3 separate regions of the Homo sapiens genome follow, and all the other regions are linked to region 3. Evidence: chromatin loops called from intact Hi-C (ENCODE). Cell type or tissue: heart left ventricle. All regions are shown on one strand. Links, peaks and the distances in the headings refer to the core of each region. The heading gives the core; the rest is flanking DNA.

Region 1 (9,669 bases), core at 3,116-5,615, 200 kb before region 3:
TAAGTTACTTGTCTAATGTCACAGAGCAGGGTTGTCAGCATTTGAATCTGGGTCTCTTTGACTTTAAGCCCATACTCTTTTTTTTTTTTTTTTTTTTATAGAGACAGGGGTCTCACTATGTTGCCCAGGCTGGTCCCAAACTCCTGGGCTCCAGCAATCCTCCTATTTCGGCTTCCCAAAGTGCTGGGATTACAGGTACGAGCCATGGCGCCCGGCCAAGTCCATCCTCTTTAACCTTGGTGCCAGTGGTACTCAAACCATGGCCTGCACCAGGACCACCTGGAGTGCTCGCTAAAACCCAGGCTCCTGCCCCCAAGTTCTGATTCAGTCGGTGTGGGGTGGGCCTTGAGAATGTACATTTCTAAGAAATGTCTAGGTGCTGCCGCCAGTCCACACACGGCTCTATGCTCTCTTGCCTCCCGACAGAAATATCAAACGCTTAGTGCACATAATGGTGCTTAACATATGTCAGCTTCCTTTTCCTTAACACTTCTATGATTCAGCTGGAGACTTTTCAAAAGGAGCTGAAGGAATTACACAGCAGCATGGTGCCAGGCTTTCGCTATCTGAGCCGGAATCAGGACCTGCTGTGTGGCAATAACAATAAATGATGGCCATCACCTGTGTTCCTGCAAATTCGCCTCTCTGGGCCTCCATTTCCTTCTCTGCAGAATGGGGTAATAGTATTTCTAGCATGGATTAGACATGTTAATACACGCAATGAGCTTAGAGGAGTGCTGGGCATGTTAAAAAGACTTAATGAACAAAAGCGGCATTCTTGTTTTTATTATTACCATTGCTAATACCTATATCTTCTACATTATTTCATTTAATTGTTGCAGCAATCTTATGAGGTTGGTATCAATAGCCATCTCTATTGTTTATCTAAAGTTGTACAAAGTCAGACAGTTACTAAGTGGCAGAGGAAAGATTCTAAGCCAGGTTTGCCACCCCAATGGCAGGAACTATCCACCATTAGCAAATAGGGATGCCCATTCTGACTGCTTCCTCTGGAAAGGATAAAGAGTTATTTTCTTATATTTCCAGCAATTTCTTCTAGTTCAACATTCCCCATTCCCTGCCACCCATTTAGCTCAGAGTACATCAATATCACTGGTGAAGGAAGAATGTCTCAAATGGGGCAACCAGAAGCTGTGTCAGCCACCAATGCTTGGTGACTTTGGGCAGCTAGACTCCCTCCCTGTCTGTCTGTTTGTCCCCTGGTACCTTACTGGGCACCCCTGTGGCTCAAGGACTGGCTTGGTGTTGGCTAGCCCAGCCCCTGGGAGAGGGGATGGTCATTTGCTTCTCCTGAGAAGCCCTGCCCCCAAGTCCTCTGGGATTCCAAGTTCAAAACAATAGAGGCTTCAGGTTGCCCTTGATGTAAAGGTTTAGTAGGTGGCTAATTTTAGCTGAGAAATACTCGGCATTTTCCCAGCCGCTGTCACTGCCGCACTCCGTGTTGGACAAATGGCCTTGGTTTTCCTCTCTGATTGTTCTCGGCTGGGGGCTGGGGGCTGGCTCTATCTAGCTCAGGACAATTCTCTTTGTGTCTGCTTCCGGGTGGCTCTTAATAACTCAGAGAAGGGGATGGGATGTCTGGAGCTCTCAGCTCGAGCTCTCTGGCCCCCTCCCCCGTGCCCTGGCTGCCTTTCAGTCATCAGGGGCATCCCGAAAAGTGGCATTTGAACAGAACTTGCTGGACTCCTCAAAACCTCAGGCTTGGGGAGGGAGGGCTTGTGGCCTGAAGGGGCCTCCCTTTGGACAGATGAGGAAACTGAGGCCCACAGAGGGTGTGACTAGCCTGAGGCCACACAGTTCCTGGCAGAGCTGGGCCTGAGCACCAAGTCTACAGACTTAGTCCAGTGCTCTTTGTATGACATGCAGGAGAAACCCCACTGCCTCCACCCCGGTGTGGGGACACCTCAGAACGTAGGATGCCCAGGCTGCAAGCCTCCATGGAGACACCTGGAATGCTGCCTTCCCACCCCTACCTGGCTAAACCCTGTTCCTTCTCCAGGTATCACCTTAAAGTTCACTTCCCCAGAGAGCCCTGACTGCACCACTCCCACCTAAACCAGGGCCCTGGCTCTTCGTCTGGCATCTCTTTTCCTTATTACCCTCATTACCTTTTCAAGTTATATACTTATTTGTGTATTTCCTTTAATGTCTGTGCCCCCATCGACTGTGTGGTCCCAGGGCAGAGGCTCAGTGACAGCCACACATTTAACCTGCGTGGGCAGCCAACAGTCTGACAGGGTTCTGGGGGAGGGTCCTGGGGCCCTGCTGTGCCAAGTGAGGCCCAGGGGGTTCAGGGGAGTGACTGGGGTGACTAGAGGGTAATCAAGGCTCATGATGGTGGCCATTTGCCATCAATGTGGACTTCTTCAGATATTTCCAGCAGCAAGATGGCTTTAATGTGCTTTCTCCTTGAACATCATTTCTGGCTGGATGGCACCTGTTTACCCACTGCTGTAACCCAGTGCCAGCCTGGCACACAGTAGATGCTTAATAAATCCTTCGTGCATGAATGAATGAGTCTCCCGGGCGGGCTCCTCTGGGTCCTGTTCTCCCCAAGGAAGTGGCCTGGATTCGATCTATGCCCCATCCCTCCCAACGATGACTCTGAAAGCAAGACAAATGAGGAGCCCAGGACAGCCCCCCCACAATCCTGGCCCTGCCCCATCCCCCCAGCCAGCTCAGAGTCTCTCTCTGCCTACACAGGCCTCCACTGTGGTCTCCCTCCCCCAACCCACTCCAGCCCGGACCCAGTATGCTATAATTAGAGTCCTCCTTCCAGGCTCCGGTAATGAGGGGGTGTCGGGTGCCAGCCGTAATTACAGCCTGGTTAGAACGAACAGGAGCCACCTCCAAGCCAAATTACAAAGTCTGCAGCCAGACTCCCTCCTGCCCCACTCCCTTTTTATGGGGCTGGTTAAAGGAAGGGACCAGGAGTTTATGGAGAAGCCAGCTCAGGCTGGGGCTGCGGTCTCGGGAGAGTTGAGAGCGAACAGTCTGGGCCTGTGTTGCTTTGAAACTATCTTCCCACCTCCCCCCTACCCCATCCCACCCCCGTCCAAATTCCCATCCAAAGCCAAGGTCAGAATAGGCAAAGAAGTCAACTGAGGCCTCTCTTGTAACCCTTCCCGTCAGAGCCCCCATCTAAGGGCTGGGTGTTCTGTGCCAGGCCTGGGGTCACAGGCTTTATGTAGTTGTATTCAATGGGCACAGCAACCCTGTGGACAGGTACCATTACCCCTATTTTACTAACCAAGGTTCAGTGCTTAAAATAACTTGCCCCCAGTCACACAGCCAGTAAGAGGCAGATGCAGGGCTCCAGCCAGGCCTGCACAGGGCAAGACTCTAGAGTGTAGGTACACTCCATCTTGCACTCCTCACTGCACTGGGCACAAGGAGGGGCACAAGGAAGGACTCGGTTAATACTAAGAATGATGTGTTTTGCAGGTTGAGGCAGGTGAGAGGTCCAGCTGAGTCCTTCTCTCCCTTTGAAAGATGAAGAAATTGAGGCTCAGATTTCCACTGACGTCTCAGGGAAGGATGTCCTTTGGGGAAGTCAGGGCCAGCATTTGGGAGGTCTTTTGCATGCCAGCCTGGGCTTTGTCAGCCTCAGAATCTCAGGATATTAGAGTGTGCAAGGGCTATAGAGTCAATCTAGTCTAGGGGCAAATGCACGGCCACCTGGCCAATCCTGAGGCTGTGGCAAGCATCACTAATAAATTGTGGCACATCTGGACAAGGCCTCCTTCTCAGCACAGGACTATACTCAGCCACAACCAATCAAGTGATGAAGATATTCCACCCCCTCCCCATCTCATTAATCCCTATTCACCCTCACTCAACCCAAGGGAAAAACAGGGTCCAGAGAGTTGGGGTGACTTGCCTAAAGAACTGAGGGGCCCTTATTCCATAATGACAGCCTCTAGGTACTGCCAGCTTGCCACCCTCGGTGCAGCCCTGTCAATTATGGGCTTCCCAAATGGAAAGATTGGGACTCAAGGTCCCATCCTCTCCCCATTCCCACGCTGGCCCCTAATAGTGAACCAGCCGGCTGCTCTGCTGCCCTCACCAGAAGGTGGCTTTCGTAAGGGCTGCGGGGGAGCAGTCTTGCTCAGCAGCGGAGGTGTCCCAGCGCAACAGCAGCAACCTCTCCGCAGGGCTCCCAGCTGCCTGCCCGCCCCTTCCTGGGCCTCTTGGCTGGGCTTTCCTCCCAGCCTGAAAACCTGGCTCCAGCCACCCACTGCCCACTCATCACAATTGGCCTGCAGTGACTCAGTCTCCTTGCTACCTCCTCCTCCCGTCTTCTGGCCCTGGCGTCCCCCAGCTCTTAGGAGCCTCTTCAATAGTGCCTTTGATCCTGGCTGCCGAGGCTCTTTAATGAGGACGGCCTGCTGCCTTCAGCAATGGGATGGCAGAGAACAGCTTCTGGGAGCACAGTGACGATAACAGGGTGAACATAGCCCTGATGCCCCCCAGCCTCCCCCAGATGACCAAGGGCCCTGAGCCCAGAGGCCCTGCAGGGAAGACAGGAAAGCTGCTGAGATTTTTTGGGAGGTGCCTGCCTCACCCAGCAGCACTGGGCCTGGACCGGAGGGCATTTTCATAAGGGCACTTTAATTAGGAAACAAGGCAGCTAGCCAGCGGGACTATGGGCCACACCCGGTGCCATTAGAGGCCTCCGTGCTCCCGGGCCCAGCCCGCCTCTCTCGCCTCCACCCACTCCACCTCCTCCCTAGGGTTGTGGGGAAAGGCGGTCCCCGAGCACCCCTGCTTGCCTCCCCTATCCTGAGGCCCCTGGCAAGGAATGGAATGCCGGATTTCTCAGGTGTGGTTTCTCAAGCTGAGTTTTGGATCTCAGGCTGGAGACAGCTGGCAAAAGCAGAGAAGCCACCCCCTTGGGCAGTGGCCAGAGCGGTGGCCACCCCCATGCTGGGCCACAGGAAGGAGAGGGCATCAGTGCCTCTGCTCCTGATGCTTCATGCCCCCCCTACCTCTCTCCACCAGGAGCTACCATGATGAAGCTCCTGCCTGGCAGTTGGCTTGTTTGTCCCCTAGAGGCTCCAGCTTAAACCCAAACTGTGCTGTTCCAGGCACTGTCCCCAGCAGGCAGTGTTCCCACAGCCACGATGGGCAGACTCCGAGCTGCCCCTATCCAGTCCCCTGGGCTATCTACCCCAAACTCAGGAGGTGGGCAGAATACACCCTTGAGACCCTCAGCAAGTTGGGCAGGGACCCACGCCCACTGACCTGGCTGAGCCTGGCTATGGCTGAGCTACCGAACTCCACACTCCCTCCCTGTGGGGCCTGGGCAAGTCACGGGTCTATATTTCCTCCTCTATAAAATGGGACAATCCACAGGAATCTCCCAGGGCTGTCGTTATGGTAAACAGAGTCATGTATGTGAATGTATCAAGCACAGGGCCTGACTGCAGCGTTCAGTAAACTCACGCTGACCTTGTGTAGGCTGAAGTCCTCCCCACAGTCTAACTGGCTGTGTGACTGGGCTAGCCACTTTGCCTCTCTGAGCCTCGGTTTCTTAGTCTTTGAATGGGTGAACAGAACACATTCTCTTATAGATGCAGAAGTGCTTCATAAACTATGAAGGGCTGCCCAAGTCCAAGATTAGTCATTATTATTTTTCTCTTTTCCTTTTTTTTTTTTTTTTGAGATGGAGTCTCGCTATATCACCCAGGCTATAGGGCAGTGGCATATCGGCTCACTACAACCTCTGCCTCCCGGGTTCAAATGATTCTCCTGCCTCAGCCTCCTGAGTAGCTGGAATTACAGGCACACACCACCACACCTGGCTAGTTTTTGTATTTTCAGTAGAGAAGGGTTTTGCCATGTTGGCCAGGCTGGTCTTGAACTCCTGACCTCAGGCAATCCTATTGCATTGGCCTCCCAAAGTGCTGGGATTATAGGTGTGAGCCACTGCACCCGGCCCAGTCATTACTTTTCTAATGAATGGCCATACTTCACCTCCCTCCACCCTGCCCATGAGGAAAGGCTGGGCCATTCTATCCCAGTTCACCCGATGGGACCCTGGTGACATTGGGCTCACGTGGCCTCACACGGGCTGCCTGCCCTGAGGCTCAGCTCTTCCCTGTTGCCTGTCAGCTGCCTCCTGGACAGGGCAGTACCTGGCTGGCCACTGGGCGGGGAGGACAAGAGGGGATTGGGATGCTCAGTTCTTCAGCAGGAGGGTCTTTACCCATCTGGCAGCTCCTCTGCTGGGTTGGGAATCAACTCCTCGGGAAAAGGCAATGTTGGGGCAGGGTGGGGACCTTGGTGACTCTGGAGGCAAGTGGGTGCCAGCTTGGCCAAGCTCACCCTTGGCTCCTCCTGTCCTTTCTCTGAAGAGCTCCAGCAGGGCTGCTTGGGATGTCGCTAGCTGTGTGACCTTGGACAAGTCCCTTCCCCTCTCTGGACCTTCCTCCTCTGAAAGGACGCTGCCCAAGACCACGGCTTGTCCTGCTGCTCTCAGGTGCTCTGGAGTGGAGGTTCCAGAAGAAGCATAGAGAGCTGGCCACACAGCTCAGGAAGGGGCCAGGCTTCCTGGAGGAGCTACAGGGCTGGGCTTGGAGGAGGAATGGGTGGTCTTGGGACCCTCAAGAAACAAAAATGGCTGAGACCACCAGGTCTTCAGCCCAGAGTCTCCCAATTTGTGAGCCCTCTCTTTCTGTCCTGGACTTGGCCAGCAGGTGGGCAGAGACAAGCCTGAGGCAATACAGATTCCTGTATCCTAGGAGGGGAGTGGGGGGCCCTGCATCTGCCCTGCCCTGGCCCAGACTGAGGGCACCCCATGTGGCACTAGAGAGTGAGGGAACCTTACTCAGTGGAAAGAGCCCAACATCCGCAGGATAGAGTCTCGGCATCGATAGCTGTGGGGCCTTCAGGCAGGTGATTTTGTCTCCCTGGCCTTGGTTTCTCCGCCTGTAAAATGGGCTAACAGTCCCTAGCCTAGAGGATAAGTAATGCCTTAGCTCCTGTGCACCTGGCATCAGGTGAACTCTCAAAAACAGTTCCCAGTGAAAGCACGTGTTTCTTGGGCATGGCACTTCAAGCCTCTGGCCTCTGTTTCCCCACCTCTAAAGAGGGTATCAGAACATTGCCTACCTCCAGGAGCTCACATATATCAAACGGCTTTAGCACAGGCAGGTGCCTATGCACAGCACGGATTCTAGGTGTTTGTGGAAGCCACTGAGCCAGATGACCTGAAAGAGTTCCCTGCACACCTGGCCACAGCCTGCAGTGATTCCAGGGAGGGGACAGAGGTTCCTCTTTGCCCTACAACAGGCGCGGTTGTTTCCTCACTCCTTGTCAGGCCCCAGAGGGCTGCTGGGCCCCAAGCCATGGAAAACATCTTCCAAACCCACACAGCACCTCCAAGGAGCACCTGGCATGTACATCTCTCCACGGTGAGAATTCAGTCCAGGCTGGTGCAGCTCACCACCGAGGCGCTCCTCGAAGATGCTGTGTGGGCTTGGCATGCAGGAGGAAGCTCACCACCCAGTCAGGGATATGCCTTCTTGCCAGGGGCTGGGAGGGGAGCCCATTTCACAGATGGGATACACTGAGGCACTAGCAACCTATGTGACTCGCCTGGGTGGGCCTGGAGGGGGAAGGGGGCAAGAGAGGTGCCAGGGGTCCTGAGACATCTGAACTGAGGTGGGCGTCTCTTCTTCCCTTCGGCTTTCTCTCAACCTGAACTTCCCTATTCACTTACCTCCCACTTACCCTTTGAGGTAGGCATAACGGTCCCATTTAAGAAGACACAGAGAGAGGCTCAGGAGAGCTGAGTGGTGGGCCATGCTGGCTGGAGGACATCAGTGGAAAGGAGCTAGGTGGGATCCGGGGGTGCTCACCCCTCAGGGCCCAGCAGAGCCCCAGGAAGCACCTGCTGGCTCACAGAGGGAACCCAGTGGGGCTGTGGGTTTCCAGGTCCCCCTTAACCCTCCCTTACCAGGAGGGTCGATGCCAGCTGCTGCACCCCTTCCTCTGGGCCCCGCTGTTGGGGCTGTCCCAGCCTCCTCCTTAGCATCCTCTTTAATCCCTGACCATGACTGTCGTCTTCCTGCACCTTCCCTGCTCTGTGCTCACCCTCCTGCCCACCCTGCCCAAGGTCTTCCTCTCCACTCCACACCGGCTGCCGTGTTCTTGTGACATCCCAGGGTTCTTGTCTCAGCTCAGTAACTAACATGCTGTGTGACCCTGGACAAGTCCCTGACCCTTTCTGGGCCCCTGCTTCCCCATCTATCATTGAGGGGGTTAGGTGAGAAGCTTGGATGTTCTAAGAATATCAAAACCCACACACCAAATGCACGGGCAGGTGTGCTGCTAGGCCTCTGGGGCCTTGGGCTCCTGGCCCACCTCTTGGCTCCCTTCTGGGGGCCCTGGAGAAGCCAGTCTGGGGACTGGGCTGCCAGGAAGTGCCACCCTCTGCACGCCCGAGTCCCCACCTGGGCTCCATCTGCTCTCAGAGCCTTCAGCGCCTCTGCCTCTGGCCTCTGCCCAAGTCCCCTCTGTTCCCGAACCTATCCTTGCCCTGAGGCAATGGTGGTTGCCCCTGTCACTGGAGCCAGCTCCTGGCAGAATTATCTCCCTCCATTCGAGCTTCCATTAGTCCATAAGTACACTGGGCCCAGGCAGGGCACTGGGGAGACGCGGCAGCCATAAATCACCATGGCTCTCCTGAGCCCAGCTGCCAATGGCCTGAGAGCTCTGCTGGCTCAGCGGAGGGAGGCTCCCTTCCTGGAGGAGCTGGGGCCAGGGCTGGGAGTGGCTGTGTGAGTGGCAGCAGCATAGGGGTGTGGCGGGTACTCGTCCACTCACCTGTTCACCTCTGGGGTATGACATTGTGACAGCAGTGCCACAGCTCCATGTGCAATGTCACCTGGAGATCTTCCAAAGAAGGGGCTATGGTAGGGACCTTGACAAGTCATTGCAACTCAGAGCTTACAGATAAGTTTCCTTATCTGTAAAATGGGTGCTCATACCAATCTCACAGGGTTCACAGAAGGATCACTGAGAACATGCCCCCGCCCAACCGAACAAATGTCCAGCACGGAGCCTGCCAGGGCGTATGACTCAATACATAGTCGATTTCCTCCCCACCGTGGGGGCTCAGAGCAGGCAGTGGCAGCTGCTTGCCTATGTTTAAAGCCACAGCTTTTACACTATGCTCTTGCCTTTTGTTGTTGGACAGAGACAGCCCTTTGGCTTCGGATGCAAGCTGCTGGAGGCCAGACAAATCTCAGCAGAGCTTGCAGAAGTCCAGAGCCACTGTTTGGAAAGGGTGAGAATTCAGTCCGGGCTGGTGGAGTGCTTTTGGCTTCCTCTGTGAATGAAGTTTGGTTGAGAAAATTAAATGAGATCACAGGGGTGATATTAAAAGAGCAAATTACTTTAAAGGGCTTCCGCTCATTCCAGATCTGACTGGGGATGGATGGCGCTAATTACGAACAAGGAGTGGCCTCTTAGTAAAGCCTGTCCCTAAAGCCCGGGGGTGTTTCTAAGTTAGGGACCCTGGAAGTGAGAGCCCCAAGCTCCTTTTGTGTCAATTCACATTCCCTCCCCCCATAATCAGTGACAGCCGGTGACATTTGGAAGTCTGGGCTGTCTAGGAAATACTTCTTACCACCCTGTGGGCCC
Region 2 (9,669 bases), core at 3,815-6,314, 120 kb after region 3:
TCTCCCACTCAGTGGTGAGCCCCTTGAGGGCAGGGGACAGCCTGATCCATCTCCCAGCTGTCAGGCCAGCTCCCTAATAAATGTGTCCTGAATGAATGACGGTGTCTCTGAGATGAGAGGAGGAAAGGCAGGCAGGAGGTAGTTGGGGCAGGCGGCTGCTGGAACTCATGGTGCAGGGTGTGTTTGGTCCCATCATGGTCTCAGAACCTGTCCTCCCATGCCCCAGGAGCTCAGCAGTTGGGCCCATTGAATCCAATGGGTGCTCTGATCTCTTCCTTTCAGCTCTGCCTGCCCTGGTCAACGAGCCCACATCTAACGCAGGGTCTCCCTTGTACTGGCCCCATCCCAGGTGATCAGTGGAGATAAGCTGATATTCTGGAAAGAGCACCAACCTGAGTTTAAATTCCACTGACTATGGGTCCTTGAGCAAATTAAATGGCCTCCGTTTTCTCATCTGAACCTCAGTTTCCCCAACTGTAATGGGTAATAATTGACTCTCCCTCACAGGGAAGCTGTAGGCATTTGAGATGATAACCATGAAGGGCCTGGCACATCTACTGGAAGGTGAGTTGTGCAGGACATGGGAGGTGTGGAACACATTGGGCATTGAAATTTGTCAATTTCAGCCCAGTCCTCCACTTCACAGATGGGAAGCCAGGCCCAGAGAGCAGTTACCTTCGCAAGGTCACGGAGACTGTCAGGGACAGGCCTGCAGGTCTGAGCTGCTTGGCTGTGTTTGTTCCACTGCACCAAGTGGCTGATTTGCAGCCATCGTTGTTTAGCTAAAAATAGTTTAAAATCTCTTCTTCCCTTTTCCCCATGGTGGTCCTTGTGCAGAGTTCACTGATGACTCCCCATTCACTACCCTACCTTGGCAAGCCTGCCCCACACCTGGCTGCCCATACCTGCGCACACCTCACCTTCATCAGCAAAGATCTATCCACTCCCCAGGTTGTGGATCTCCAGGGCTGCAAGGCTGAGGGCACTGAAAGAGGCTGGGGACTTGTGGAGTCGTGGATCCACCTGCCCTCTCTCTCCCACCATCCCCACCCATGACCCCAACATCACTCAGCAAGAAGGCCAGACTTGGAGACCAGCTGGGGGGCAGAGGACCCCTTATTCCCTTAGCAAATGTCTGTTGCCCTCCCATGAAGCTCCAAGCTCTGTGCTAAGCTTTAGGGAGGCAGAGCTAAAACTGTCACTAGATGCACCCCAAGATATTCAGGGTTAGGGTAAGTGAAGAGACAAAGCAAGCAAAGAATGAGCTCTTTATGTGAGAGCCAACACTCCTCAAGGCAAACACCAGGAACTGGGGGAATGGGGGCAGCAGGAGTGGGTGGGCACTGGCCTGGGGACACTTCCTTCAGGACTCACAAAATCCTGAGCATCACGGGGCCTGGCAGCAAACCCCAGATCCCCCAGAAAATGCCTGTGATCGGATCAGCTTGCAGAGGGGAGCCCAACTTGGTGAGAAGAAAGTAGGGGACCATCCTCTCCCCTCCCGCAGCTCTCCATTCTCCCATCCCCCACAGCCCCAGCTCCTGCCCCTCCGCCTCTCACACCGTCCTATTAATAACTTGTGATACCATTAGCTTTTGCTGTCACCAGCAATGACAACTCAGAAGCCCCCGAGAGCTGTCTGCAAAGACAATAAACGAGAACTCTTAATTAACACCTCCCTTAACTAAATAAATTAATTTTATGCAGTTGCGATGTCAGCAATGTGACTTGCCAATGACTGAGGCCACTCGGACAGACTTGGCAAGGGCTGCAGGGCAGGCTCAGCGGGGTGTTAAGCTCTGCGGGGTGTCAGTGGACAGCAGGGCATGGGCATGAGCGCCAGCCTAGCCTGCGGATGGCATCCCGGGCAGGACAGCCAGGTGGCTGCATGTGGAGTTCCAGAGGGGCAGTCTGGGGACCCAGGGCCTTTCCCAGCTTTGCCTCTACCTCCTGAGTGGCATTAGGCAAGCTTCCTCCCAGGGCCTCTGTTTTTCTCATCTGTAACACGGGCATCCTCTCTTGTCATGCCTGCTTCTCAGGGCTGTGGAGAGGATAAGAAGATGCAGGGTAGGAAAGGGGTTATAAACTATAGAGTGTCGTGCATGTGTGAGAAATGCTGATGACACCACCCTCCAGCTGCTAGTCAGTGCTAGCTGGGCAATTCTGTCCTTCCCCTGACAACACACAGACAGGGTGAAATGGCCCCTGGGTCCCTGGGCAGCCCTGAGCTTCCCCGAGGACAACCTGGGGACAGGAGGACTTCTTCAAGGCCATCACCCTCAGAAAGCTTTGGTTATCCACCCACTCAGCTTATGTGCTCAGAGCAAATGAGGCCAGGACAGTGAGCCATTCCCAGTGCTCCTATTGGACAGAATCTGCACTGGCCCCAGGCTGACACTGGCCCTGACCTGGTGAGACCTCTGGTCCAGCCCTGAGTTGAGGTCCTGAAGCCAACCCCAGCTGTACCCAGCTCTGACCAACTTCTTCATTCAGGATCCGCGTGAGCCCCCAGCCATTGCCTGAGCCATCCCCTGACCTCAACCCCTGGCCAAGCCCCGACCCAGCCCTCCCTGTCACCCTTCAGTTCCAATGCCAGTCCACATGCCCCCACCCCAACCAAGCCTAGGACAGCCCCCTCCTCCCACTCAAAACTACACTGTGCTCCAAACCGTGTCAGCCTTGCCTTGGGAAAAAGAGAGAGACCCCAGTGTCCCCAGCAGTTTACACTGCGGGCACCTTCCACAAACTGCAGAGCCCTCCTGCCCACACTATCCCCTCAGCACATGCCTGTCATTAGCCATTCTTCCCAGTTGGCACTATTTTCAGGTATCTGCACACAGAGACATCTAGCAACTCACCAAAAGCCACACAGCATAGCTGTGGCTGGGCGAGGACTCAGATGGCCACCAAGAGATTCCTAATTCACTCACTCAGCCATTCAGTCACTAAACAAACATGCACTGAGTACCCACATCCATGCCAGGCCCTCGGGGTCAGTTATTGGAAAACAGACATGGCCCCTGCTCTCAAGGGGCTCACAGGCTGGGCAAAGATGAGACTTGTTCCCTGTAACTGCACCAAACTTCTTGCAGTTGCTGCCTCATTCCCTCCCCAACACACACACACACACACACACACACACACACACACACACACACACACGCTCCACCCTCCAGGCTGGCAAAGTGGAGACACACCTGAAATTAGCATAATGGGCTTGGGGGGGTGGAGGGAGGCCCAGGACCTCTTTGTCCATCTGTGATGCTACCAGGAATGAGGCCCGTGTTGGTGGCCGTGGGAACACGCAGTGCTGCATCAGTAATTGGGTCCATGTGGGAAGGGGATGAGCAATGATGTCCCCATGTCCCTAAGCACACAGGGTGACTTGCAGTGACCCTGCCTAAAGCCCACATCTCCACAGCCATGATGGAGTAGCAGGCAGCAGCCACTGGGCTGAGGCTGCAGGAGACCTGCCCACCAGGCCTTCACACATGTGCGGGCTCTGCACAGGGCAGGATGTCAGGGAGGCTGAGGACAGAAGCCCAGGGGCTGTCCCCAGCTTCTAACATCAGCGGGTCATAGAACTTCCTGCCTCAGCTTCTTGAAATCATGGCGTCCTTGACCTCAGGTACCCCTTCCATTATGCTCCGGCTCTCCCAACTTCTTAGAAGCCTCCTCAACTCCTGGCCCCTTTTGCGGAGGAGGCGGGAGGCAGTGAAATCATGGCATGAAGAGGTGGCGGACCCAAGCTCCAGCCCCCATGCTGCAGGAGCAGCTGTGTGACCTTTTGGGCAGGTCACCCAGCCTCATGCACCACCTCAGTGTCTCATCTAAGAAACAAGGCTGTGGGAGCCCTTCCCACAGGGTGGTGGTGACATCAGACTGCCACTGTGCTTGGCTAAAGGCTGGAGGCACAGAGGGTACCCAGCCAACGGGAGTTCCTTCATCTTATCTCACCTGCCACAGAGCCAGTCTCCCAGCACCACAGCCCCAAAGCAGCCCCCCAGGTGGGAAATGCCTTGGGGGTACCTACTGTTCCTTTGCTCACCACCCCTCCACAGCCTCCTCTTGGGTGGTCTTCAACTTCTACTTTCCCTCCCCCACGCCCTGACATCTGCCTCCTCCTCCCCACCCCTCACACAGAGCTCTCCTGATGCCCTGAGGCCTCCAGTGCCTCCATTCACAAGGAACTGCAATGGTACAGCCTTAATCTGTGTTCCTTCTCCTGGGCCTCCATATTTTGGAAGCTGGGACTGTTGACCTAAATGTATCCAAAGAAATGACTTCCTAATGGTGGAATTACGGGTATCGGGCATCTTGGTAGGAGGGAGCTTTGAGAATGAGAGCCTTCTTAACACCTCTCCAATCATACCCCATGGCTCCCCTTCAGGGTAAGAGTCTTCCTACACAGAGATCAGTGGATCTGGAATAAAGCCAACAGCCGCCGCCTAGCCCTGAGCATGCTTGGAAACCCACAGCCTGCTCTTGGACAGGAAGGTTCAGCCACAGCAGCCAGGACAGCTGCAGCTTTAAGAACGACTCCTGAGCCCAGAGAAGCATGGAGTGGAGGGGATTGATTTTTGGGTCCTCCTGGAGACTGGGATCCAAAATCAATCTGGCAATTAATAGGCAAGGTGTGAAATGGCTCTGGTTTCAGGCTCCCAGTGTCCCTGGTTGTCTTCCCCAGAGAAGGGCCCTGCTGCCTCTGTGCTTCCTTCCACTCCCCATATTCTGGGGCTCTGGTGACAGCTCCTGAGAAGTCCAGCTGGCTGGCCCTCTTCCAGGGCCTTGTCACCTGGACAGGGCCACAGGATAAGCTTGGCCAGCTGGCAGGGCTGGGAGGAGGGAGCAGGCAGCCTGGATTAGTGGCCAGGGAAGGGAAAGCCACCAGGGGCCCTTTCAAGCCCCTCCATCTCCACCCCTACATCACAGGTAAGAAGCAGGACATGGCGGGGCTTCTAGGGACTCTAAATTTCCAGAGGGCCAGCACCATGGGGGCAAATAACTGTCCATCCTATGTCCTCCAACCACTCTGCTGACCGAGCCTGGTGGACAGGCCCTCCCCCATTGCACAGACAGGCTGCTTGAGCTCCTAAGAATGTGTCCATCCAAGCGCCAAGTGGGTGGAATGGCCCCCAGATGCTCAGAACAGAACTGGGTGTGGGCTATGAGCCCATAAGAGAAGGTTTCTTGGAGAGGCAGGGACTCAGCTGAGTGATTGGGGTGAAACCCAGAAAGGCAAAAAGGAGAAAAGTGGCACGCCCAGTGAGGGATGAGTACGTGCCAAGGTCAGGGGATAAGATAAACAGGTCACAGCACAGTGCGTGACAGTAGGGGGACAGAATGGCCCAGCTCAAGGGCTGGAGCACAGCAGCCTTCAAGGTGTGGGCAGCTGATGTCAGCAGCCAACTCCTGTCCACCCTGCATGCCATGCTGGGGTCACCCCAGACCCACTGATCTACATCTCTTCCTTGTTCTCCAAGCGGCCCCTCTCTCCGGCCAATGGGCCAGCTGTCAATAGCTACATTTACAATCTCCATTATATCTCCATTGCCCAAATTTCTTTTCCTCATTTTTCTTACTAAAAGACAGTCTTTAAAAAGGAGTCCCTGAGCTCAGCCCTTTTCCAGCCTCGTTAATTTCATGCCCCACCTCATTTGTTCCAAGGACCTACTTTCCCCTCGCCCGCTGCCGCCTTCCTCCCGCCAGCTATATTCGGATCTCTGCTCCGTCCTCTGTAACCTTGTGTGCCGCTCAGAGTTCTGCGGGTGTTTTTCTCTGCCGAGGAACTCTGGACTCAAAGGAACCGCAGAGGTTGTCTGTTCACATCCAACCCCCTCCTCATGCCTGAAACTGGAATCCCTTTTCCAGCCCAAGGTTATCTGGTCTCAGTTGCACTCCTGCAAGGACAGGCTGCTGCTCACTGCAGGGCAGCTTTAACTGAGACCAGCTTCTTCCAGAAAGGTGGAACCAATCTGCCACTGATTGCCGTTTCCTCTCTGTGTTTTGTCTGAGTCAAGTCTCACAGACAATACTGTCAGCCCCCAGGTGCAGGGCTCAGTCATCCCTTTCTTTGGAATCCTTTGGACTAAATGTCCTTTGGTTACCTTGGATGTGCAAGACATGTGACAAAGCACCATCCCTTGCTCACACTGCTGCTAGTGCTGAGACACTCACTCCTGCCCCTGTGCCTCCAGCAGCCACTGGGGGAGAGTGGCAACCTAGAAACTTCTCCTCATTTGAGCTGAAAATCACCTCTTGGCCCTCCCCACCCTCTGGAGCTAGCTCTCCCTTCAGGAATCACCTGGAGCAAGTGGAATTCTCCTTCCCCCAGACAGACATTCAGACCTTGAGAATTCCATCATGTTCCTCCCAAGTCCTGCCCTGGCCTGGCTCTGCAGCCCAGGCACCACCCACTCCTCTCCAAAAGACACAGGGCAGTTCACCAACATTTATCCAAGGGTAGGGTCCCTCACTCGGGCTGAGGTCTGTGCACAGCCAGACCGATGTCAACAGTTAATGCAATGCAAACCTGCACAGGGCTTTGGCAGCTGCTCACACTGTTAGTTCGTGTGAAGTTAACAAACGTTCCCAAGCAGATTTTGCACAAACTTCCCTCAAGCTGAGCCATGGGCCCTTCATACCTAGCTGGCAGACTTCACATTTCTCTCTGTTGAATCCCACTTCTTCATTTCACTCAGGAGTCCCAGCCTGCAGAAATTCTTTGGGGACCTGTTGTGGCTTCTGTTGGGTGGGCCGTCCCTCTCAGCCTGGTGACATGGCCAGACTGGATCATCAGAGGCTGTCTCTAGCAGGGTAATTGTGAGGAGAGAACCCTGGGGCCCCTGGAAACATATTGTCACCCCAACCCCGCCCAACCACCTTGGCTTGCCAGGGGAAGGAGTTTACTGTGGTTCTGCAGTTTCATAAACTGGTTTGGTGGAGCGGGAGTGTGGGGGTTGGCAAACAAGGACCCCAGCCCCTCAGCACAACACCTAAGTGAGCCAAGGCCTCTGAGTCTGATCCCAACCTGCTCCTGCCCACAGGTCCAGCAGGAGGTGCCGGGAGCCCAGGAAGCAGGTGGAAAAGCTGGGGGCATGGGCAACTTTGAGGGTACAGAGAGGCCACGAGGGACCAAGCTCTGCGGGATCAACTGTTCCTGGCTCCCAGGGAGATATAACCCCCCAAATGAGTGCCCAGACCTCAACAGAAGCTGTCTCTGCTCCTCCTTCTGGTTCTTGCTGGGTGAGGGCCCCACCCACTGCCAATTGGAATGGAGGCAGTGTGTGGTCCTCACAGATGATAGACAGAAGCCCCTGCCCCCACAAACACCCCGTAGAAAGCAAGGGCCTGGGACTCAAAACATGCCCCTGTTTTAAGCAGTCATTTCCCATGAGACTTGCCCAACACCCCAAACTGCAACAGCCATCCTTTGACTCCCACACTGTCCCTAATTTTCTGGAAGCAGAGCAAAGGGAGCCCCCTGCGGAATGGGCTGCTGGATCCTCAGATCGATTTGGGATCTCTCAGTAGGGCCTCACCCAGGACTTCACCTCTCACTCACCTGCCCACCTGAGGATGCCGGAAACTCTCCCATCAGCCACGGGCTCCTTCAGGCTAAGGCTCCTAGTTAAAGGGCAGACGCTGTGCAAGGGCAGGTCAACCTAGGGAGCCCAGGCCTAGCAAAGCCAACTGGCCACTCCACCAAGACCCTGCCCCTCAGGGCCAGACTCACTCAAGACCTGCCTTCTCCCAGCAACCATGCAGGGTCATCTCTGTTCTGCAGCTTCCTTGAGGGAGGAGCCCTGGGCCTGCATCCTGGACGGGCACCCAGGTCACCCCCTCGCCTTCAGTGCTGGTGAATGATGAAGCCGTGGTCATTCCTTTCCCTCCCCAGCCCCACCCATCAACAAATAGGCACGTGGGCTAAACCATGACTCTTCATTTCAATCCCCATGACCGTGGGAGGCAGGGGCAGAGCAGAATCACTATCCCCAGTTTACAGATAAGGAAATAGGATCAGAGATGGAAGCAACCTGTGGTCACCCAGAGGGAGAGTGGAGAGCCCAGACAGGGGTGTCTAGCTCCCAGGAGGGCGGCCTCCCACACCCTGGTCTAGGGCATTCCACCCTCACTCCCACCGCCCTCCCTCTGGTTCTGTCCAGACCATGCCGACCCCAAAGCGTTCCCCAGGAGAGGCAGGCATGAGCATTGCCACTCACTGTTCTCACTGCTCACCTTGGGCATGCAAAGCATTCAGGTGTCAGGGCCCTTTCTCACTCATGAACATCCAAAGAGGCCTATGCCTGCTGTGTCTACACCCTCACCCCTGCAATCAGGTGATGCCCTACCACACCATAGAAGCTGCTCTCACCAGGTCACCTTCAGCCTCCCAATTGTCACTCTGGACTCTTTCACAGCTGCCGCCCACTCCCCTTGGTTTTGGGACACACAGCCCCATTCCAGCACTGCTCCAACTCTTGTCCCAGTCCTAAGTGGCTCTCGCCCCTGAGCTTCTCCTGCAATGCAAACCTTCTACAGATTTGTACCCTTGGCCTGCAAATCCCTCCTCCTCCTCTCCTCCTCCTCCTCTCCCCGCGGTCGCTCTGATCCATTCACCCCATGGCTTCTGAGACTCCTCTAGGTGGACCATTCTTCAGCCCACATTTCTAGCATTCCCTGAGCTACGAACAGAACATTCACCACACTTTAAAATCCTGCTTCTCCTTCAAGATCAAGTCCCGACTTCTCCTCTTCCAGAAAGCCTTGCACAATGTCCCCATGTCCTGCTATGTCACTCAGGGTGTCATGTCCTCTTCTAGCTGTGATGGTCCTACCCACACCTGCCAGATGGCACTGACTGGATGGGGAAATGACCCCCCATAGGCAGCCAGGCCCATCATGTGAACTGGCACTGAGGGCTCTGCCCCATGGGCAATAGACCATCAGATAGGGCTATGGGATCGCTTAAGAACAGGAGTTCAAGGCCAGCCTGGGCAACACAGTGAAACCCCATCTCTACAAAAAGAAAAGCTAGAGCAAGAGGGCAGAGGAGGAGGGTGGAGGATGGAGCAGACAAGTAGAAGAAGAGTCAGAGACCCTGGAGGTGAGGCAGGAAGGAGGCGGAGAGGCGGCAGGGAGGAGTCCTGAGCTGCCTGGCTCCTGGCTCCATCTCTCCTCCCAATAAACTTCTTTATCTTAAGGCCACCTGGATGAACCTCTGGAATTAGTGAGTAAAGGGTTCCAGCACCCCAAACAGATGAATGCCTTTCCTCATGCGGGCTCCTCCACAAACACAGAACCCTCGGGGTTTCCTCCCACCACTGCCCCAGGGCCCTCTGTGGGATGAGAGAGCTCGGGAAACTGGCAGCCTGAGACACCAGCAACCTGGAAGGCCATGCTGCACAGGACTTCATGGGCTCATGGCCCAGCACTGGGGCCCATTAGGGTTAGCTGCTGTGGCCAGAATCCAGTCTCCTGTCCCAGGAGCCCCTCCCACCTCACACCCAAGTGCACATAGGAGTCGGGCCAGTTGAGGCCCAGTCACGGCTCGGAGAGAGGCTGCAGATCTCTCTGGCATGTTGGGGCAGGAAAAAGCCTGGGAAGGGTGGCCTGGCCAGCATCCATGGTTGACAAAGAAGGAAACTGAGGTCCAAGGAGGGTGGCTGA
Region 3 (9,669 bases), core at 2,572-5,071:
TGCCTCCCATGACAAGAAGCGTGTCCCCTCCAAAGGCAGCCTGTCACCTACTGAGAGGCCCTGGCTCTTAGAAGGAACTTCCCTGTGCCTTCCTTCCTCCCTTCACCTGAGGGCCCCAAGTCAGTGCAGGCTTGCTGGCAAGGAGGAAGGGTCTGAGCGAAGCCCCTGCCTCTCCCAGGAACCCATCCTGGGTCACCCCGGCCCACCAAACTGTCTCCCTCCTCTGACTTTCCCACTGATAGCAACTGTCTCCCCTTAAGAACGTTTCTGTTTCTCACCAGGTCTCCTGTCACATGGGTCCTGTTTCCCCAGCCAGACAAGGAGCCTCACGAGGACAGAGGCCTGCCTTCTTCCTCACACCCTCGGCCCTGAGTGAGAAGAGAAAGAGAGAGAGAGAGTGCTTAGAACAGTGCCTGGCCCGTGATAAGCGGGTGCCAGCTATTATAATAAGAAATACTGTTGTTACTCTTCTTATTTCCATCATCATAATCTCCATCCCCATCTACCATGGCCCCCCTATGGTACAAGTGAGTGCACTCCATGGGGACCTCACAATCCTGCCCCTCATTCAGCCAGGCGGGCAACAACAGGGGCAGAGCTACGGGGCCCTCCCCACCTACCAGGTCCTGTTCTAAACATCAATCCTTGCACCCGATAATGCTTCCCTTTTACAGATGAGTAGACTGAGGCACAGAGCGTTCAGATCACTTGCCCGAGGTGGCATAGCTGCAATGGCAGAGCCGGCAGGCTGTAGCTAGAGTCCATGCTTCTAATCACATCTCTCCCTGCCACCACAAGTACTCAGAGCTGCAGCCACACCTCCTGAAGGTAAGAGAATGCATGTTATGTGGCATTGTAGCACAAGACACACAGTGAGTGTCTGCGGCCTGCATCTTCATTCCTGGGGCCCCTGAACATCCTTGGCTTTCCCTGAGGAAGGTGGGAGCGGGCCGGTCCAGGCAGCTCTCATGTCTGCTGGATCCTCCGGCCTCCTTTGTGCAGTGGGTCCTGGCTGCAGCTCTGAGCGCCCCAGCTTTCAGTTGGCTCCTTTCCAAGTTCTTTTATTAATTCCCTCACTCTCCAGCAAGAGAACTTTAATTAGCCCGGCCGATTTATCTATATAAATACAAACGGCAAGCACTCCACGGTGGGGTGGGGAAGTAAAAGGGGAGCTGGCAGCGGGTTGCCTGGGGCAGGGGAAGTGACGACCGCGCCTCCCCAGCAACCAAAAATATGACTTTAATATCACCCACACGTGTGTGGGTGTGTGCGCTTTCTGGGCTGGCTGATGGCGCTGGTAGAGCAGTGTCTGCAGGTCGGGTGCAGGCTGTCACCGTGTGATGGGGAACATGTTTCCAGAGCTGGACTGTTTCTGCTTTCCCAGGAAGGTCTTAATCTCCTCACCTAGGAGCGACATTGACACATTCCCACTCATCGAACTCCCCTCCCTCTCACACCTCCCCCAGGGAGGCAGGGGACACATGACAAAGTCACCCTGTTCCAAAGGCTCCCTTTGGACTTCCAGGACTTTTACCAGGATTGGGGCAGGAGGATGAGCCCAATGACAGCTCAATTCCAGTCCAGGCTCAGGAGACTCAGTGTTGGAGAACCGGCCCTAAGTGTTGGATGCACCTCTGTCTTGCTTACACGTGGTCTCCCGAGGGCCAAACCTTTCTCTGAGCACTTGCAGTGGTGGAGAGAGATGTGGTTATAAGCACGGACTCTAGCTACGGCCTGCCGGCTCTGCCACTATAGCCGCCCACCTCAGGCAAGTGATTTCACCACTTTGTGCCTCAGTCTACTCATCTGTGAAATGGAAGTATTCTCAGGGGCGAGGACCGATGCTTAGAACAGGACCTGGCAGGTGGGGAGGGCCCCATAGCTCCACCCCTATTGTTGCCCGCCTGGCTGAATGAGGGGCAGGATGGGAGCTCACCATGGGGCGCACTGATTTATGCCACTGGGGAGACCATGGCAGATGGGGGTGGAGGTTATGATGATGGAAATAAGAAGAGTAACAACAGTATTTCTTATTATAATAGCTGGCACCCGCTTATCACGGGCCAGGCACTGTTCTAAGCACTCTCTCTCTCTCTTTCTCTTCTCACTCAGGGCCGAGGGTGTGAGGAAGAAGGCAGGCCTCTGTCCTCGTGAGGCTCCTTGTCTGGCTGGGGAAACAGGACCCATGTGACAGGAGACCTGGTGAGAAACAGAAACGTTCTTAAGGGGAGACAGTTGCTATCAGTGGGAAAGTCAGAGGAGGGAGACAGTTTGGCGGGCCGGGGTGACCCAGGATGGGTTCCTGGGAGAGGCAGGGGCTTCGCTCAGACCCTTCCTCCTTGCCAGCAAGCCTGCACTGACTTGGGGCCCTCAGGTGAAGGGAGGAAGGAAGGCACAGGGAAGTTCCTTCTAAGAGCCAGGGCCTCTCAGTAGGTGACAGGCTGCCTTTGGAGGGGACACGCTTCTTGTCATGGGAGGCAGGTGAGCGAGGCCTGAGGGAACACAGGTCAGAGATGATGTGGAGGGGATTTCTGAACTGGGTGTGGCAGTAGAGGGGAGATAGGATGTGACCCCCCCGGGGTCTCTTCTCATTCTAGGAGTCTAAGTATCCAACCATGCTCACAGGTGCATGTACACAGGCAGGCACACACACACACACACACACACACACACACGCACACACACACACTGGCTGCTACTGCCCAGTCATCCAGGAAGCTTGGAGAAGGAGGCTTCTTTGTGCCTGGCCAGCCCCTCTCTGTGCACCACTACCACACAGGGACTTGACACTGTGTACCCTCATTCTGCCAACCAAGCAGTAGTAACAGAGCACAGAGATGTGGGGCCCTCTGTTAATCCTCACAACCTAGAACGCTCCCATTTTACAGTTGTCAACTGAGTAAAATAAGGCACGGAGTGGTGAAATAACTCACCCAAAGTTACACAGCTCTAAGTGGTAGAGCCAGGATTCCAACCCAGCTAATCTGCAATTGGAGTCTGTGCTCCTAACCGCCTCGCACACACCGCCACCATGAAAATGTTCATCCGCCCAGACAAGGTTTCTATGGTCTTGCTGTCGACCAAACCTGGCCTTCATTGTCAGGGTCACTGGCAAGTGTTGGGGTGGGATGGAGAAAGGGCAGTAAGGAGGCTGCAACTGGGCAGTGGAGAGGTGAAAAGGAAACCCAGTTTCACTTTGTGGGTGTTGCCTCCACGAAAGGAACGAGCCCTGGGGTCAAATCCTGGCTCCTCCATTTAGCAGCTGGGGGACCTCAGACATGTCCCTTGCCTCTCTGACTCAATTGCCTCTGCCGAGCAATGGGCTGAGAGGATCCGATGCACAAAGGGCACTCGGGTTGTCCTGGTGCACGCGGAGGGACTCTCAATAGTGTCTGTTCAAATAGTCCAAATCACCAAGTTTTCTGAGGTGGCGAGTTCCCCCTTGTTTACTCCTCCTGGGCCCCATTTGGGCTTCAGAAGCAGGCTGACATGGTGCTGGCCTTCAGCCTCATGGCCTGGTGAGGCTGAGGAGGAGGCTCCAGGGCCCTGGACCTGGGACACCGAGGAGCGGCAGACATGGAAAACTCTTGTGTCATGGCAGCGTTTCCGAGCAGAGCCCAGGAGTGGTAAACTCTATTCTTAGTCAGTGTCCCATCACGTGGAGGGAAGCTTGTCGTTAGTGGGGAGTGAGGGAGGAGCTGCTGCATTTAACCCTGCAAGGGCCAGAGTGCTGCAAAGAACTGGAGAAGAAACCTGCTGCCTCTTGGGGAGGGGTGGAAATGTGAGTTGGACGGAGCTGGAGTCGAAGGGGCACCCCACGGGAGACACTCGTCAATACCTATGGGATGGATGCAATAACTAAGGCTCCCCAAGCAGGAATTGCAGGGGGAGCTAGGTGGCTTTCTAAGGGGACAGCAGCCAAGCATGCTCTGCAGGAAGTTTCCAGAAGGAGGCACTCTAAGAGAATATGCAAAGAGTCCTGATGGGCATCAGGAGACCAAATCCACTCCTGTCTCTACCACAGATAAGCTACGTGGCTGGGGACAAACCACAGCCCTTCTCTGGCCTTTGGTCTACGAATGAGGCAGTTAAACTCCCTAACTCCTCTGCTCAACCCCACGTGGGGTAAGAGCTGAGAGCAACACCCAAGACTGTGACCCCCTAGCGTGAGCTGCCAGGTCATTTATTTTTGCCACTAGAAGTCATTGATCGAACGAGTGTTTATTCCCTGTTCTTACTTAACCCTGATGTGCCCCTTGCCATATTATCCTTTTATTTTTATTTTTGAGGCAGGGTCTCTCCCAGGCTGCAGTGCAGTGGCACGATCTCAGCTCACTGCATCTTCTGCCTCCTGGGCTCAAAACATCCTCTCACCTCAGCCTCCCGAGTAGCTGGGACTACAGGCGCACACCACCACACCTGGCTAATTTTTGTATTTTTTTGTAGAGATGGGGTTACCCAGGCTGGTCTTGAACTTCTGAGTTCAAAGGATCCTCCCGCTTTGGCCTCCCAAAGTGCCGGGATTACAGGCGTGAGCCACCACGCCTGGCCTCACATTATCCTTCTAATATCATTTGTCAGGGAATGGCACAAGAGGGCCTGGGATCTAAGTGAGAGTAGTGTGACAATGCTGGATGGGGCAAAGCTAGATGTAAAGGCAAGAGAAGCATCTGGACAAGGCAGGACCTGGAGGAGATGCTGGTGGCCTGGGACCTGGGTGGGCAGCAAGTGGACATCCTGGAAGGAAATGTCCGGGCTCCCTGCACACCCTCCTGCCTCCTCCTCTCAGCCTCGGGTCTCGCCTGCTCTGTGTGAGTGTGTCCTCTCTGCCTCCTGGAGGCCGGCCCCTGTGTCCCTTGGTCCGCCAGGCAGGCACTCCTTGAGCTCAGCCTGCACTTGTTCAGGCCTCCCTGGGCCCTGGTGCTGCCAAGCCAGCCCCAAGCCCACCCTCCTGTCCCTGCCTCCCGCCCCAAGCCCTGGCTGTGCTGGCCACTCATTTCCTTTGTAATTAATCACTGCTGGTCTCCAGCGGTGTCTTCCCCTCTCCAGCTCATTTGCCTAAAGAAATGAGTTGCTTTGTGGAGGAAAAACAAATGCTCCCAGCTCTATGTCCTCTGTTTCCTCTCTCTCCTCCTCAGCCCTGAGAAATGTAGGGGCCAGGGTTTTCTCTGGCCATCTCTAGGACAAAGAGGAGGAGGCACTTGATTGCAGGGAAAACAGCCTCAGTTTCCCCACGTAAATTAAGATAAGCAATTCCCAGGAAGCCCTGGAAAGAGAAAAGTGCTTTCAGGCCCTGGTGGGGGTGGGAGGGAGAGAGTGGTGAAGCTCAGGCCTTCCACATGTTCACTGTCTCCTGGAACGCACCCCACCTGTGCCTGTCCCACCAGACCAAAGCAGCTAGAATGTTCTGTGAAGTTAATGAGCTTTGGATCCCCAAACAGAACAGAACTTGTCAGCTGGTCTCTCTCAAGCAGATACGCAAAGCCCGCCGTGCAGGCCATGACTCGTGTTGTCATGGGGGAAGAAGAGGGAAGGAAGATAGTATTTGAGTGGCTGAAACAGATAGGGAGCGAAAGGCTGTTGGGAGGAGGCAGGGGCTCCACCATGGAGGGGCTCCCCGGACTCTGGCACTGCCCAGGGAACTGCAGGGGGGCCGGGCCTTCTATCAAGACCTCCAGCACGGTGACCCTCCCAAGTGCAGCGCACACTGTGGCACTGGGTCAGAAACAGTTTCTGGAGTCTTCCTGGACTCCACCCAGTGACTGAGAGGCCTGGGTCCAAACCCTATTGCAGCTGCTGGCAAGGGTGATGCCTCTGAGACTGTGTTCCCATCTGAAGAATGGGGGTAGCAGTAGTCACTGCCTTTCAGCATTGTTAGAGGAAGAGTCAAGATCCTGCAGACAGAGCACTCAGCATAGTGACTGGCACGGAGTAAGTACCCCATAAATACCAGCTATTGCTTATTATCGCTATTATCAAGGTCTCCCGTGTTAGCATCAGAATGCAAGCAGTTGAGAGGGGCAGCATTCCAGGGGTGGCCTTGAATCAACTCTAATTTATTTTTCAAAAGTAAATTATATGCTAACTCTGCCATTCTGTGATTGCTGGTGAGCATGGCACTGAAACCCCTCATGGCTGATGGAGAGCCGGCATAGGGCCCAGCACCGGGGCTGAGGGCCAGGCTGGCTGCCCCAGGCCACCAGAGAGCCAGGGGTTGTGAGCTACAGCTTCAGAAAGGAAACCACCCAGCAGCCCTGAAATCCTCAGTGTCCCCAGGTGGCTGCATTGCTTTGGCCATCCCAGCTGGGCGTGGGGGTCCTGGAGGGGCTTGCCTGGGTCTGTGATGAAGCAAGCTGCATCGACAGAGACCAGGCCTGAGTGAGATGCAGCTGGCTGACCCCAGTCCTGAATGGGGATTTGGCCAGCCCATCTACCTGTTCTGAGCCTGGGGTGTCCTTCCTTCCCCCACAATGGAAGCCCAGGTTTGAGTTTCTGGGAACATCCCAGAGCCCTCTGCAATGCCTCAGGGCTGGGCTAAAGTAAGCAGAGAGACTCTGAGCTCTGGAATTAGACTGGAAGACACTGAAACAGATTTCTGCTGAGAAAAGTGACATCTTCTTGTGGCCCTGCCCTGGAGGAGTCCCCGGAGCTGCAGAAAGAGCAGGGCTCTTGGTCAGGGCCTGGGCTCCGGTCTTCACTCCGTGGTGGGACCGTATGCTCCCTCTACTCTACTGCCCTGACTCTAGAAGGAAAGATTGGACTACGGCTCCCCTGTGATTTCAGATCCCCTCCAGCCGAAACCGCTGAGGAGCTGTGGCAGCAAAGGCTGAGAGAGGAGGGGCGGCAGATTTGAGGAGGTCACTGCTGGGGGTGGGGTGGACCTGACCTGGCAGGCAGGGGCCTGGCTTTCCTGCCTGGGAAAGGGAGCTGTCCCTGTCCTTCCTCAGTGTGGCCACGATGGAGAATGACACAGGGACTTCAGCTTCCTGGCTTCTGTGAGTTTAGTGACCCCAGCCTGCTGACAGGGGAGACCTGAGCTGGGCTGGGTCTTCTGGGATGAAACCTGGTAGACACACCCTGGAGCGTGGCAGGTACAGGTCTGAGAAGGAGCATGTGGGTGACCAGCTCTAACCAAAATTAATATTTATGTAGCACTTTGTAGTTTAAAACGTAGAAACATCTAGCATCTCATCAAATCAGCCCAACTACCTCTTATCACACCCTGTTTACACATCAGAAAACTCATGCCAGAGGGGGTTAAGGGTTCTTCCCAGAATCAAGAGGACCCTCCTGCTTTTACCATTTTACCAGAGGCCCTCGTCTGGCTGGGAGAGACCTCAGGACCAACCTGGGCAGTTAGTTTCGACAGCAAGCCTGCCACATACAGTTGGGCAGGTTGTTAACTGCACAAAGCTGCTTGTCTGAGGGGGTGATTATGGGGGCTGGAATCCAGCTTCACTCTTGTCGCCAAGCCACACTCCCCAGTGTGGGACAATCTACCGAGAGCACAAAGGTACCATGTGGGCCAGTGGTGCCATAGGGGGCCACCCAGTGGAGCTGCCCCCAGCCTCAGCTTGCTGAATTGAAACACAAGGGTAATCCTCTCTCCTCCAAACTCCTCATCCCTCAAGGGAAGTGGGGCCAGTGAGTGGTTGAGAAAATCAATACACTACAAGTGCTTTGAGCTCCTTGAAGATAAGCTTTGTGACCAAGAGGGAGGTGATTAAAGGCAGGAGCTCTTTCTCTGTGGCACTGATAGGGATGGAGGAACGGGTCAGGCTGTCTGGGATGGGGATTTGCATGTGTGCATGGCAGATACTGGCCTCTGGACACTGGCGTTAGCATCCATCCCTCCTGCTGGACTGGGGGCTGAAGCTTGTGTCTCCCTTGTTTCTGAGCCCCTCCATGTCTCTCCCCGTGACTTGCACTTTGCAGAAGATCAATACACATTTGTTCTCGCTGAATTCAATTTTCTGTACATCCTATCATCGCGCTCCTCCATTCTGCTCCCTGTACAAACATGCAGTCATTCATGAGCACACACCCAACCTCGGGCTGGGAATCCCGAGACCTGTGTCCAAAGCCTGACTCTGCCCCCACGATGCTGCAACCTATGTACACTGCCTCTGCCCGAACCTCAGTTTCCCCATGTGCCAAGCGAGGCATTGGATAATATGGGTGGCAGGCTCCTTACCGCACAACGCAGGCTGGAGTCGCGGATGCCTCATGGCTATGCGCCTATGCAGAGCCCCCCTTTTGTCTCTGAAGGAGCGGAGATAAAACGGAGCCTAATCCGCACCAGGGAGACGAGTTCTCTGCCCGAGGGGCCAAGGGCACAAATTGGGCCGTCGTGTTGCATTACTTCCGCCAAGCTGGGCTCCACCATCTCACCTCTGTACCCCTGCAGACAGGGACAGTGATGGGCAGACAGCGCAGTGGGGGCAGGGGACCTGAGCCACCACGAGGCCCCCTGTCTCCACCATCAAAGGCAATGGGCGAGGGAGGGGGCCCAGCCCAGGAGGATTTTTAATGACCCCAAATCCTGGCAACTCATTATGTCTCTGATAAGGCAATGGGAGCTGTCATTCTGAGATGCAGCCAAGGAGGCTCCCTAGAGAAATTTTGCCGCCTTCTCGCTAATCTTCTTATAAACATTGTTATTTATTTTTTCTTATTTTATCCGACATGTGTCAAGCAGCCCCTGCTAAACCTGTGACATCTCCAGGGAGGCTGGCAGAGGTTTGGGGTTGGCCTGTCCCTCCCCAGCCCTCTCCAGCCCTGGCGCACAGCCCCTATAGGCCTGTTCTCTGGGCAGCCCACGTTCTGTCCACGCTGGCAGCTTTGAGATGCCCACAGGAGCTGGGTCTTGGGCCAGGAGACACAGGCCATCTGGGAGCTGGCCGTCAAGTGAGTGGATCACAGACTATGCCAGTTGGGGCTGGTTCCAAGGAGAAGGCAGGGCTGCCGCCACCACTGGCATCACAGAGTGCCACACCGCTGTGCTGGGAAGCCCCAGGCTTGCTGTGGGGCGCTCGGTCAACACCAAAGTAGCTATCACTGTATCTGCCACTGATGGCAACCACCTTCTCCCAGGCACCGTGCTCAGCCTTCTGAACACAAGAGAGCTCATTCACTCCCCGTGAAGTGGGTATTGATGTCAGCCCCACTTGTAGGTGAGGAAACTGAGGCCCAGAGGTTAAACCACTCACTAATGGTGTCCAGGCAGGAAGGGGCAAACTAGGGTTTTGAATCCTGGTGCTCAGAGGTAGAGCTGATGTCATATTTTCCTCATGGCCAGCCTACTTTGGAACCTCCAGGGGTCCCGGGAGAGAAGCAAAGCCTGAAATCATCTCTGCATTTCACAGATGAAGAAACAGGCTCAGAGAGAGCACGTGGCTTCCCTTAGGGATGCATTGCCAGGTCTCCTGACTTCTGGCTCAGAGTCTTTTTTTTTTTTTTTTTTTTTCAGGAAGTTCTCAGGACAGCTCCCAGACAGCATCTCCAGGATTTTGTCCTGTGTTATGGGGTGCTGATCTCTATAACATGGGCTGGGGCAATGCTAGGTGGGGAGGCCACAGAACTTCCACAGAGCACAAGGAGGTTTCCAGAAAGTCTTGGAGAGCCCCTCTAAACTGTAGTCCCTGGCAACGTTTGTGATAAACCTTACGG

Evidence for each region. A loop is a pair of places that touch in the nucleus more often than their neighbours do. Peaks named below come from ENCODE experiments on the same cell type or tissue, not always from the same donor. Only the 100,000 strongest peaks of a DNase experiment are listed, where the experiment ranks them.
Region 1: it touches region 3 in a loop (6-fold over the local background); 4 of 110 quality-filtered maps call a loop at or near these places.
Region 2: it touches region 3 in a loop (2.8-fold over the local background); 6 of 110 quality-filtered maps call a loop at or near these places.

The regions. Positions count from the first base shown.
Region 1 is chr10:71,255,400-71,265,068 of GRCh38, reverse strand. All of the region lies in intron 1 of UNC5B (unc-5 netrin receptor B), which reads right to left. LOC112268061 (a long non-coding RNA gene) reads right to left here. Exons shown (of 2, transcript XR_002957083.2): 2 at 5,660-9,669. Among named protein-coding and RNA genes, the nearest start is that of UNC5B-AS1, 42 kb to the right of the region's middle. RefSeq lists an enhancer at 4,520-5,372. In heart left ventricle, for the core only: no CTCF peak of the experiment used is centred there; DNase peaks (open chromatin) are centred at 4,208 and 4,708; H3K4me3 peaks cover 652 bases; H3K27ac peaks cover 2,500 bases.
Region 2 is chr10:70,936,156-70,945,824 of GRCh38, reverse strand. It overlaps LINC02622 (long intergenic non-protein coding RNA 2622), which reads right to left and starts at 6,772. Exons shown (of 3, transcript NR_134313.1): 1 at 6,645-6,772. In heart left ventricle, for the core only: no CTCF peak of the experiment used is centred there; a DNase peak (open chromatin) is centred at 4,784; H3K27ac peaks cover 535 bases.
Region 3 is chr10:71,058,864-71,068,532 of GRCh38, reverse strand. No RefSeq gene overlaps it. Among named protein-coding and RNA genes, the nearest start is that of LINC02622, 120 kb to the right of the region's middle. RefSeq lists an enhancer at 5,844-6,609. In heart left ventricle, for the core only: a CTCF peak has its summit at 3,923 (motif pointing right); a DNase peak (open chromatin) is centred at 4,812; H3K27ac peaks cover 1,549 bases.